Regions from separate parts of the Homo sapiens genome. Here region 1 is linked to region 2. Evidence: read pairs that join two places in POLR2A ChIA-PET (ENCODE). Cell type or tissue: PC-9. All regions are shown on one strand. Each heading gives the region's core, and the rest is flanking DNA. Links, peaks and the distances in the headings are about the cores only.

The links. ChIA-PET counts read pairs that join two places held together with the same protein. Peaks named below come from ENCODE experiments on the same cell type or tissue, not always from the same donor. Only the 100,000 strongest peaks of a DNase experiment are listed, where the experiment ranks them.
Region 1: POLR2A ChIA-PET joins it to region 2 with 5 read pairs; 2 of 35 experiments call an interaction of 5 or more read pairs at or near these places.

Annotation. Positions count from the first base shown.
Region 1 is chr17:48,534,777-48,540,095 of GRCh38, forward strand. No RefSeq gene overlaps it. Among named protein-coding and RNA genes, the nearest start is that of HOXB1, 6.4 kb to the left of the region's middle. RefSeq lists an enhancer at 2,151-2,445. In PC-9, for the core only: no CTCF peak of the experiment used is centred there; no DNase peak of the experiment used is centred there; H3K27ac peaks cover 468 bases.
Region 2 is chr17:48,297,677-48,303,058 of GRCh38, forward strand. All of the region lies in intron 4 of SKAP1 (src kinase associated phosphoprotein 1), which reads right to left. All of the region lies in intron 1 of SKAP1-AS2 (SKAP1 antisense RNA 2), which reads left to right. Among named protein-coding and RNA genes, the nearest start is that of SKAP1-AS2, 6.0 kb to the left of the region's middle. RefSeq lists an enhancer at 2,420-2,509. In PC-9, for the core only: no CTCF peak of the experiment used is centred there; no DNase peak of the experiment used is centred there.

The DNA.
Region 1 (5,319 bases), core at 320-5,319, 240 kb after region 2:
GGCCAGTGAGGTGGCTCATGCCTGTAATCCCAGCACTTTGGGAGGCCAAGGAGGGCAGATCACCTGAGGTCGGGAGTTCAAGACCAGCCTGACCAACATGGTGAAACCCCCATCTCTACTAAAAAATACAAAAATTAGCCGGGTGTGGTGGCAGGCACCTATAATCCCAGCTACTCAAGAGGCTGAAGCAGGAGAATCGCTTGAACCCGGGAGGCGGAGGTTGCAGTGAGCTGAGATCGCACCATTGCACTCCAGCCTGGGCGACAGAGCAAGACTCAAAAAAAAAAAAAAAAAGTTGGGGCTTAGGAAGTAAAGAATATTCATAATTTTTTCCTTCTTTCTTTCTTTTTTTTTCAGGCAGGGTTTCGCTCTGTTGCCCCAGGCTAGAGTGCAATGGTGTAATCACGGCTCCCTACAGCTTTGACCTCCTGGGCTCAAGCGATCCTCCCACCTCAGCCTCCTGAGTAGGTAGGACTACAAGCATGCACCACCACAAGTTTTTCACTATGAGATGAATTGTTTTTGTTGCTGTTAGAGAAAGGATATTTCTTTTAATGCAAGCTAATTAAACTGTCATAAATCTGGTTGAGAACCTTAGACTGTATGTAGTACATATTGTAATGGGATTAGTGCTAGCTATGTGGGCCAGAATAGTTGGGTTCAAGCCCTTGCTTGGCCATTTTTTTTTTTTTTTTTTAATACAGGGTCTCACTTTGTCACCCAGGCTGGAGTGCAGTGGCGCAATCTCGGCCCGCTGCAACCTCTGCCTCCCAGGCCCAAGCAATCCTCCCACCTCAACCTCCCAAGTAGCTGGGATCACAGGTGTGTGCCAACATACCCAGCTAATTTTTTGTATTTTTGGTAGAGATGGGGTTTTACCATGTGGCACAGGCTGGTCTCGAACTCCCAAGCTTGGGCAATTCACCCGCCTCAGCCTCCCAAAGTGTGGGATTACAGGCGGGAGTCACTGTGCCTGGCCTTTGCTTGGCCACTTCTTAGCATTGTGGCCCTGGACAAGTTTCTTGATTTCTATTAGTCTCAGCCTCGGAGAAAAAGAATGGGTTTAATACTACTTATCTTGCTGCCTTGTTAGTAGGATTAAAGCAAACAAGAAAATACAAACCACAGGGAACTCTCTAAATGTATGATATTAACTTTAAATCACATTCTGAAATGCTATGAGTCAGTCTTCTGCTTTTTAATATAACTAGCATATTAAAATATGGAAATAAGTAGGCTGGGTGCGGTGACTCATGCCTGTAATCCCAGCACTATGGGAGGCTGAGGCAGGCAGATCACCAGAGGTCAGGGGTTCGAGACCAGTCTGGCCAACATGGTGAAACCCTGTGTCTATTAAAAATACAAAAATTAGCCGGGCGTGGTGGCACACACCTGTGGTCTCAGTTACTCAGGAGGCTGAGGCAGGAGAATTGCTTGAACCTGGGAGGTGGAGGCTACAGTGAGCCGAGATCACGCCATTGAACTCCAGCCTGGGTGACACAGTGAGATTCTGTCTCAAAAAACAAAAAACGAAAAACGAACAAAAACTTATCTATCTATCTATCTATCTATCTATCTATCTATCTATCTATCTATGTGTGTGTGTGTGTGTGATAGGAGGAGAATAGCATTTAGGCTATATTTTCATGTAACATAGCACCATATATTATACAATATAATATGTACTTTATCATATGCAAATTTCATTGAGAATTGAGAAGATTGGCTCTGTTTAGGCAAAGGATTTTCTTCTAACCTGAAGGGTTTCTTGAAAACCAAAGCCTAATATTTTATGCCTATAAAGAATCCAAATTATTAAAATTGCAACAGAAAGGTTTGTGGTTGGATATTAGAAAGAACTTCTTGATTTTCCAAACATTGGGGAAAAGTTTTCTAGGGAGGATGTTGTCTCTTCTTCCTTAAGGAATTTCGCTTGGAAACTGTCCATCCTAGAGGTGACCTGACTTCTGGATCTAGACAGATCAGCAAGATGTAAACTTCCATCTGGAGTCAATAATTGGGGGCATGATTAAATAATGACTGAGATCTTTCTAAAAGGAAAGGTTAGCGTGACATGAAGAATTAAAATAATTTTCTACTTAATCGAGTTTATCTAAATGCAATAGTTTTTTTTTGGCCAAAATATCTGCTTTGGAAATCTTAGCCAAACAGTGATCAAGCTGAATTTGGGTCTGAATGACTATACAGATTGTGATTTTTCTGCAGTTGTTGGGGGAGAGAGAAAGTTTTTTTTTTTTTTTTGAGACGGAGTCTTGCTCTGTCACCCAGGCTGGAGTGCAGTGGCGTGATCTCGGCTTACTGCAAGCTCCGCCTCCTGGGTGCACGCCATTCTCCTGACTCAGCCTCCCAAATAGCTGGGACCACAGGCGCCTGTCACCACGCCCGGCTAATTTTTTCGTATTTTTAGTAGAGACAGGGTTTCACTGTGTTAGCCAGGATGGTCTCGATCTCCTGACCTCGTGATCCGCCCGCCTCAGCCTCCCAAAGTGCTGGGATTACAGGCGTGAGCCACCGCGCCCGGCCCCGGAGAGAGAGAAAGTTTTAAGAGGGCTCCTTTACTATTCATTCTCTCCTCTGAAGAGGAAGATCTCTTTCCGGCACTAAATATCTACCTTACCCTGAATGTGGACAGAGGGATGGCTGGAGGAGAGAAGAGGGGTAGGCAGAGCTGGGCTGGAGAGATCAGTGGAGGATCTGGGCTATAATCAGCCTCAGCAGGCAGAAGATGAATTGAGGCCCTACAGGCCACCTTCTGCAAAGTGAGGACTGAGAGTACATCCCAAGAAGATCTGCAGTGGGGCCAGCAAGTGCTTGTCAGAGACTTGGGTAAAGATGGGTAGGTGAATTCAGCAGTGCTGTTTAGGGAGTCTCAGAAATTGTGCCTATGCTCTGATGCCCCAGCAACCAGATTAAACATAACTAAAAGGGACTGTTAAAGTCTAGAACATCATGTCAAAAAAGAAGTTTGGTGGCTCTTTTTATATGAAATGGCCTACTTAAAAAAACAAACAAACAAAAAACAAAAGAAAAAGAGTAAACATAACCAAATGTTGGGGGAGGTGGCAGAGGATGAAAGTCAAAGGAAAACTTGGCTAGGATACTTTTTAATACTCATATTTATTGAATACCAGGCACCTGGCAGACAATGCTGCACCCGATTACCTGCTTGTTGAAAAGATTTTGCTCTCTACTCATTTAAATAAAGATAAATGCATGATTATTGGTGTAAAGATACTAATTAAAATGTATTGACCAGGCACAGTGGCTCACGCCTGTAATCCTAGCACTTTGGGAGGCTGAGGCAGGAGGATCACTTGAGCTCAGGAGTTCAAGACCAACCTGGGCAATACAGTGAGATATCATCTCCACAGAATATTTTAAAACTAGCCGTAAAAAATAAATAAATAAAATAAATAAAAGGCCAGGGGAGGTGGCTCACACCTGTAATCCCAGCACTTTGGGAGGCCGAGGCGGACGGATCACTTGAGGTCAGGAGTTCGAGGCCAGCCTGGCCAACATGGTGAAACCTCATCTTTACTAAAAATATAAAAATTAGCCAGGCGTGGTGGCAGGTACCTGAGGTCCCAGCTACTTGGGAGGCTGAGACAGGAGAATCACTTGAACCCAGAAGGTGGAGGTTGAAGTGAGCCGAGATCCTGCCACTGCACTTCAGCCTGGACAACAGAGTAAGCCTCCGTCTCAAAAATAAATAAATAAATAAATAAATAGCCAGCCAGCTGCGGTAGCTCATGCCTGTAATCCCAGCACTTTGGAAGGCCAAGGCGGGCAGATCACCTGAGGTCAGCAGTTTGAGGCCAGCCTGGCCAACATGGCGAAACCCTGTCTCTACTAAAACTACAAAAATTAACCGGGCATGATGGCGGGCGCCTGTAATCCAAGCTACTCAGGAAGCTGAAGCAGGAGAATTGCTTTAACCCAGAAGGCAGAGGTTGAAGTGAGCCGAGATCACGCCATTGCACTCCAGCCTGGGCGACAAGAGCGAGACTCTGTAAAAAAAAAAAAAAAAAAAAAAAAAAAAAAATTAGCCAAACTTAGTGGCTCGCACCTGTACTCCTAGTTACTCGGATGGCTGACATGGGAGGACCACTTGAGCCCAGGAGGTTGAGGCTGTGGTGAGCTGTGACTGCACCACTCCATTCCAGCCTGGGTGACAAAGTGAGACCCTATCTCAAAAAATAAAAGAAAATTTGTTAAAATGGCCCCACCAGATTCACGTGAGGTAGGTCACTGTCAAACACCAAGAGTTACTTAACAGCACAAGACATCGGCCATAATAAACAGTTAATACATTGTTTGTGAAGACTAAATAATATATACTAAAGAATATGCATATATTAATGTAGAGTACATTAGAGGCATTTAATTCTTACATTTATTTCACAGATAGAGAAACTGAGGTCCAGAAAGGGGAATAGACTTGCTCAGGCATAAGTTAACTTTTTTTTTTTTTAATGACTCAGGGTTACCATGATTGCGAGTAATTCCTCAGTCTAATGGTCCTTTGCTTTCACTGTAATATTAATGGGACATGCCTCTTAAAAGAATGATTCACTAAGAGCAGGGCAGACTGACGAGCAGCTTTCCGGGCTGCACTGAAACCTTCCCACTCCAACCACAGGGAATTTATAACCACTCTGTGCTACAGACCACTCACAATTGGTCCTGACCCAAGAGGAACCCTGCCCCAATCAGGATGGAATAAGTGAGTGCGGCCACTTGGAGCTGCCCTCTAATCTGCCACCACCACTGGGGTCTGCTGCCCTATCTGGGAACCACCCCCTCTTCCCCTTACTCCTCCATGGCCAACTGGGAAAACTCAAGCTAAAAAGGATGACCCAAGAGATGAAAGAAGGAAAAGAAGTTAATTCGGAACACAGGGATCCTGAATTGCAATCCTTTATGAATCCCAAATTGCCAGGCATTCCCTTGAATCTGAATTGGGTAGGGAAATTGAAGATGGGAGTCACTTCCTTCTGCAAATTCATTGCCTCTTTGTGCTGCCGTGGTATCATCAGAGACGGTGAGTTTCATAAATTTGGAAAGAAGACAGCCAGCAACGCTTTTGTGTTTCCTGTAAAAAGAGTTTCAACTCCTCTCCAATAATCAGCCAAAGACAACACCTGGACTAAGACCTCTCACCCCTAGGATATCCAAAGTACCTGAATCTAAACAGGTACATTGAGCCTTTGGTTGGCTCACCACTACTTTGGCAGGAAGGAATCAGGACTGATGCAGGCCCAGGCAGGAACAAAGATTCCCTGCCATTTGAGCTACTGG
Region 2 (5,382 bases), core at 302-5,301:
AACCAAGCCAATGCCTTGAGCTGCTAGAGTTTTTGTAAATGTGACATAAAAATGTGTGGTTCTTATTTTATTGGTTATTAAAAAGAACAAAAGGGCCTATAAGGGAATGGACCTATGTAACTTTACCATTTCAAAGAACCATTGAAGGTATAAAAACAGGGCTGGCTTCAGAAATTTTGGCAGTCGCAGTCTTACTTAAGCCAAACCACTCTGATAGGTATAAAATGCCTGAATAATATAAGCGGGAAAAGGTCCAAGAAGGGAGATTTCTTAGTTTAAGGCACCTGAACCTGTTTCCTGTTTTCAGAAAGATCTCTTCTGTTTGCTGCACTCCAACCTTGAGCAGCCACTCCCACAGGGCTGACTGCAGCCTATACCTGCACATTTGACCTGCCTCTTGATTCCAGACTCTTTCCAGATGTTCCAGCGTTTATCTTTTAAAAGTTTCCCTTGCAGTTGACACCATCTTCCCCACCTTAAATATTTATTGGAAATGACAGTTCTGTATGTCATCCTTAGCTATTGGTCATCTAAAGTTTCCGGACTTCTATAAAGAACCTGTCACATTAGAGTATTTTATTATCTTTCTGCATAAGTCAGAGTGAGCGTCAACAAACAACTAGTCAGAAGCTGCGGGCAAAGCAGTTTTGGTAGCATGGATAACTCAGGCTCTCCTTGGACTGATTCTGATTGACTATGTGGAAGGGGTTACCCTGGATTCCCAATTCTAGAAAAGTAGATGATTGAATTCACTTTCAGGAATCCAAGAGTTTAGAATAAGTTTCAGATTTTGAGATACTGACTATAAAATAAGAATAGTTAAAAGACAAAAATTAAAAACTCTTAACTGTTTTAGACTTTATTTTATATTTCTTATGCATCTTACACTGAGTAGTACACTATTCCCTTGGAGCAAAAAGCTCCCTGATGACTACGTAATTCGCTTCAAGACACTATGTTTTGATTTAGCAAATCCCTGTATTCATTTATTTCATGAGATCCTGTTTTCATGAAAGAGTTAAACTCCTTCTATAAGGTAAAGAGCTTAATCACTATGGGATGAGATATTTTTTCTATTTTCCAGTGCAATTACTCTTTTTCTTAAATCTAATTGAATTCACTTTCCATGTTAGTGGGGGAAGGGAAGTGGGTAGGAGGGATGCAGCATATGTTAGAAGACAAATAGTGTAAACTGTAGACCTTTTAATACAGTGGATTTTTGTAAAGATAAAAAATTGTGATCTGATAAAAATGTTTAATATTCAGTGGTATGGCAGGCGTGGGGGAAATTTTGACCATCAGAAACTGGATTTTGTGTATGGAGAATATCAGGGACATTGCATAAGGAACATTCGTATTTATAATTTATAAAGCACCTTGGGATTCTCTAGACGAAAAGCACCATATAAATATGAGCATTTTCATTTCATGTGGGTGATCACAGAATGTTGGCATTTCAGCATAAACCATATTTCAGTAGTGAAAGGGATATAAACTCTTATGTAGATTTGGTTTTGCTGCCATTTTCTCTTCCCTGAGTTGTAACATACACAATGGAGCATGCCCTTATTGGCTGCCTCCTTTACCTTTTCTAAAGTTCCTGTCTATTTCGTTTTGTCTTTGTGGTGTCAATGTACTGTCCAGCATTTGGCTTTATACTCATAAGCTAGACTACTGAAGGAAGTAAACATTTATCTTGGATCTATCTGGTATAGTGTTTTCCATCCTTCAGTATTTCTGATGTCTAAGGGAGGAAAACCTCCAGATATCATTGAAGGGGGAAGAGGGGGAGGCTGTCACTCTGTGGCACATTAAGACACAGTATAGAACAGGAGACTACTATTATTTCAAGGTTCTTTGAAAGTTCTTTAGGATATGACAGAATATATATGTATGTGTGTGTGTGTGTGATTTGAAAATCTGGATCATACAATCACATTTTAGGGGATCAATCTGACAAACATTTATTGAATGTCTAATATGTGCTGACAGCCCACAATCCTTTGGAGATGCCAGTGTATGTAATACAATGCAGGTAAATGGTGGTAGGCAACAGCTATGATAACTGATCAAGTAAAATGCAAGACAGGAAGGGGTTGAGTCCAACCTGGGGCAACTAGGAAGCCAGCTAGAGAAGAGGGAGTTTGAGCATGGCCTGGAAGGATGAGTGGGTGGATGGGAGGATGGGAAAGGCACTCCAGGTGGAAGGCACAGGGCTGGGTTTGCGGAATGATGATGAATAATCCTGTGAGGCTGGGGTTTGGGGCATGAGTTTCACATGTAGGAGGTAAGATGAAAGGTAGGCTCAGTATTTCAGGTCATGGTTTCAAATCCTCTTCAAAATAAGTGTAGGTCATGAAGCTGCAGTGTTATGAGAAAACTGTTTTTAACTATGAGTGTTCCTAGCTTATTATTTCCCCTGTGTGCTCAAGAGTTTCTGGCTTCACTAGTTCAGGTCCTTCCCAGGCTCACCATCATCCAAGGAGGGCTCTGCCATTCTCAGTCAAGTGTTTTGGCCTTGTGATGCAGCATGGGGAGAATGTGGAGAATAAGATACTTAGGTTGACAGTAGAAGACAGGGAGCAAAGAAGCAGTCTCCACCCCATATCTTCAAGGATTAAGAGAGACAGGGCAGAATGGCATGGGACTGTGAGAGAGTTCTGGGACAGGAGAGTGAGAGGCTCCAGGGAGTTCTGGGGATTTTGAAAAAGGAGGAGAAGTTGCCTTGTAAAATGGGCTACAGGTATTTTTGAGGACAGAAATTCCTACTTTTGTTGTGCTTCTGTGAATGTGATACTTCTTCAGGACTGGGTCCTGGTGTCAAAGGGATAGACAGCTCAGTGTGAGATTGCATGTGATTTTCCATGGTCTGGAGGCTATATTATATTTATTAACCACATATTATACCAAGAGAGAGTGATGAGGGGTGAGCCTAAAAATGAAGTGGATCAGAATCTTTTAGCATTTTGCTCCTCCATGAATTCTCTATTTAATGATTAATGTTTGTTGAATAGATTGAGATGGTTCTCACTGTATATATTAATTACTGCTTAACAATAATGTGTTTTCTCTTAATCCTGTCACATCTCTTTAATGGCTGCCTTAAACTTCCACTTTCCAGTCTCCCTAAGCTCTAGGCCAGTCCCTGCTCCATGGCTTTTTACTCTTAGTAAATGGCTTTGCCTTCTCCTCCCTTCAAGTAAAAATATCTCCGTATCTTCATTCTCTTCTATCCTTTAACTCCTTTCTCTAAGGAATGAGTCCCCTGCCTGTTAGCCAGGACTGATTCTTGTATAGTATTGACTGACCCATTTCTACCTTTCCAGGACCTGATTCTACCCATTATCTTCTCTTTTAGACTGGTTCTTTCTCATATGCTGGAAAATCAGCTCAGATCTCCCCTCTCCTAAAACTAAAACAAAATAACCAAAAAGCTCCTCTCTCCTCCTACCATTTATCCCTTTCATTCTTTTCACCAAACAACTTTTTTTAGGTAACATATACCCACAGCCTCTAGTTTCTGAGTACTCACTCACTCTAAGATCACTAATAACTAGGCTTGTTTTTAGTAGACTACTGAAACTGCTCCTTGGAAGATGAGCAAAGATCTTCTTGTTTTGTTTCCTCTCTATTCCCACCAACCCTTCCCATCAGCCCAATATCCAACAAATTATAAATTTTCAGGGAGATTCCCAATTACCTATCTTTATATTCCTTCAGCACCTAGCATTATGCATTGCACATGGTAGAGACTCCATGAGTATTTGAATTGAATCTAGATTTCTTTCTTTCTTTCTTTTTTGAGATGGAGTCTCGCTCTGTCACCCAGGCTGGAGTGCAGTGGCGTGATCTCGGCTCACTGCAACCTCCGTCTCCTGGGTTCAAGAATTGCTTGAACCCAGCAATTCTTCTACTTCAGCCTCCCAAGTAGCTGGGATTACAGGCACCCACCACCATGCCCAGCTAATTTTTGCAGTTTTAATAGACATGGGGTTTCACCACATTGGCCAGGGTGGTCTTGAACTCCTGACCTCAGCTGATCCGCCCACCTTGGCCTCCCAAAGTGCTGGGATTACAGGCGTGAGCTACCGCACCCAGTCTGAATCTACATTTCTTAGACCTTCCTTATGGTCCCCTGGCTCCTGATTTTCTTCCACCATGTTAGGAACCTTGCAGTAGTCTCAGTGCTACAACTGGCATCAGGGCACATAGCTTTCTTTAATGAGCTTACAGAAATAGGAAATATCTCATCCTCAGTTGTACACAACAAAATTTTTAAAAAATTATCATTTATCAAAAAATATAATGAAGACTATGTTATTTTGATTTTCTGTTGAGATTATAGGAAACCAACAATAAATAATCCAACGTAAAATAGCGTATCATAATGATCAATGGTAGTGATCAACAACTTAAAAATGAATTCAAAACATGCTAATTAGCCAAACTTATCAAGTGAGTCTCCCACTGACCCAAACATAAACCACTTTTTATATTATTTGATAGCCTATATTTCTTGAGCATTTTCCCAGAAAGTGCTTCAGGTGGCTGATATGATATATACTAAACTATATCCAGGAATTGAGCCAATCACTACTATAATAATATATTGATAGGACATCTTTAATAAATATGATTTTTTTTTTCTGCAGAGGGTAGAAGAACACATATTCTTACTTCAAATCCAAACACTTAAAGATAATCAATGAGATGTAGGGACTTTTGTACTACTATGTTGCTCTTGCGTGTCTTATATTGCTATGGAATTTCACTAACAGGAAGTGAAGTTTCCTTCTCCCCTCCATTTCATGGAAAACCTTTAAGAGTGGTGAGGAGCAGCTGAAGTGCCACTCAACTTCTTTCACATGTATATATGCTGAAGTTACTCCGCCAATTCTCTACCCTACCTTGCTGTCCACCTTATTGCAAGCAATATGAAATGCCCAAGGAAGTCAATACTAGCTTACTATAGTTGTTTACTTGTAGCATTCCTTTAGAATGGGCCTAACCACCAAAAATACAAAGAATCCATGAGTTTCTGTGGTGCATTCTAATGCTCAGTTAAAATCCATCCTCTTTGTCACTATTTGGTTCAACAGTTTAGGTCAACAAACACTCTGGGAGCACTTACTTGGGGACAGGCATTGTGCTAGGGCTGCAAAAAGCCAGAATCCAGTGAGGGATAGAGATTTGTAAGCACAGAATTTCCATATAAGACTGGTAGTGATTTGAAGAAGTCAAATCACAGTGAATAATAATTTTAAAAGAGTGAGCTGTGTTTTGGGCAATTATATATTTTAAACTTTATCTTAAAATATAGAATTGCTCAAATTTAAAAGTTGAAATTTAAGTTTTTAAAGATCAATGAAATGCTACAAAAAT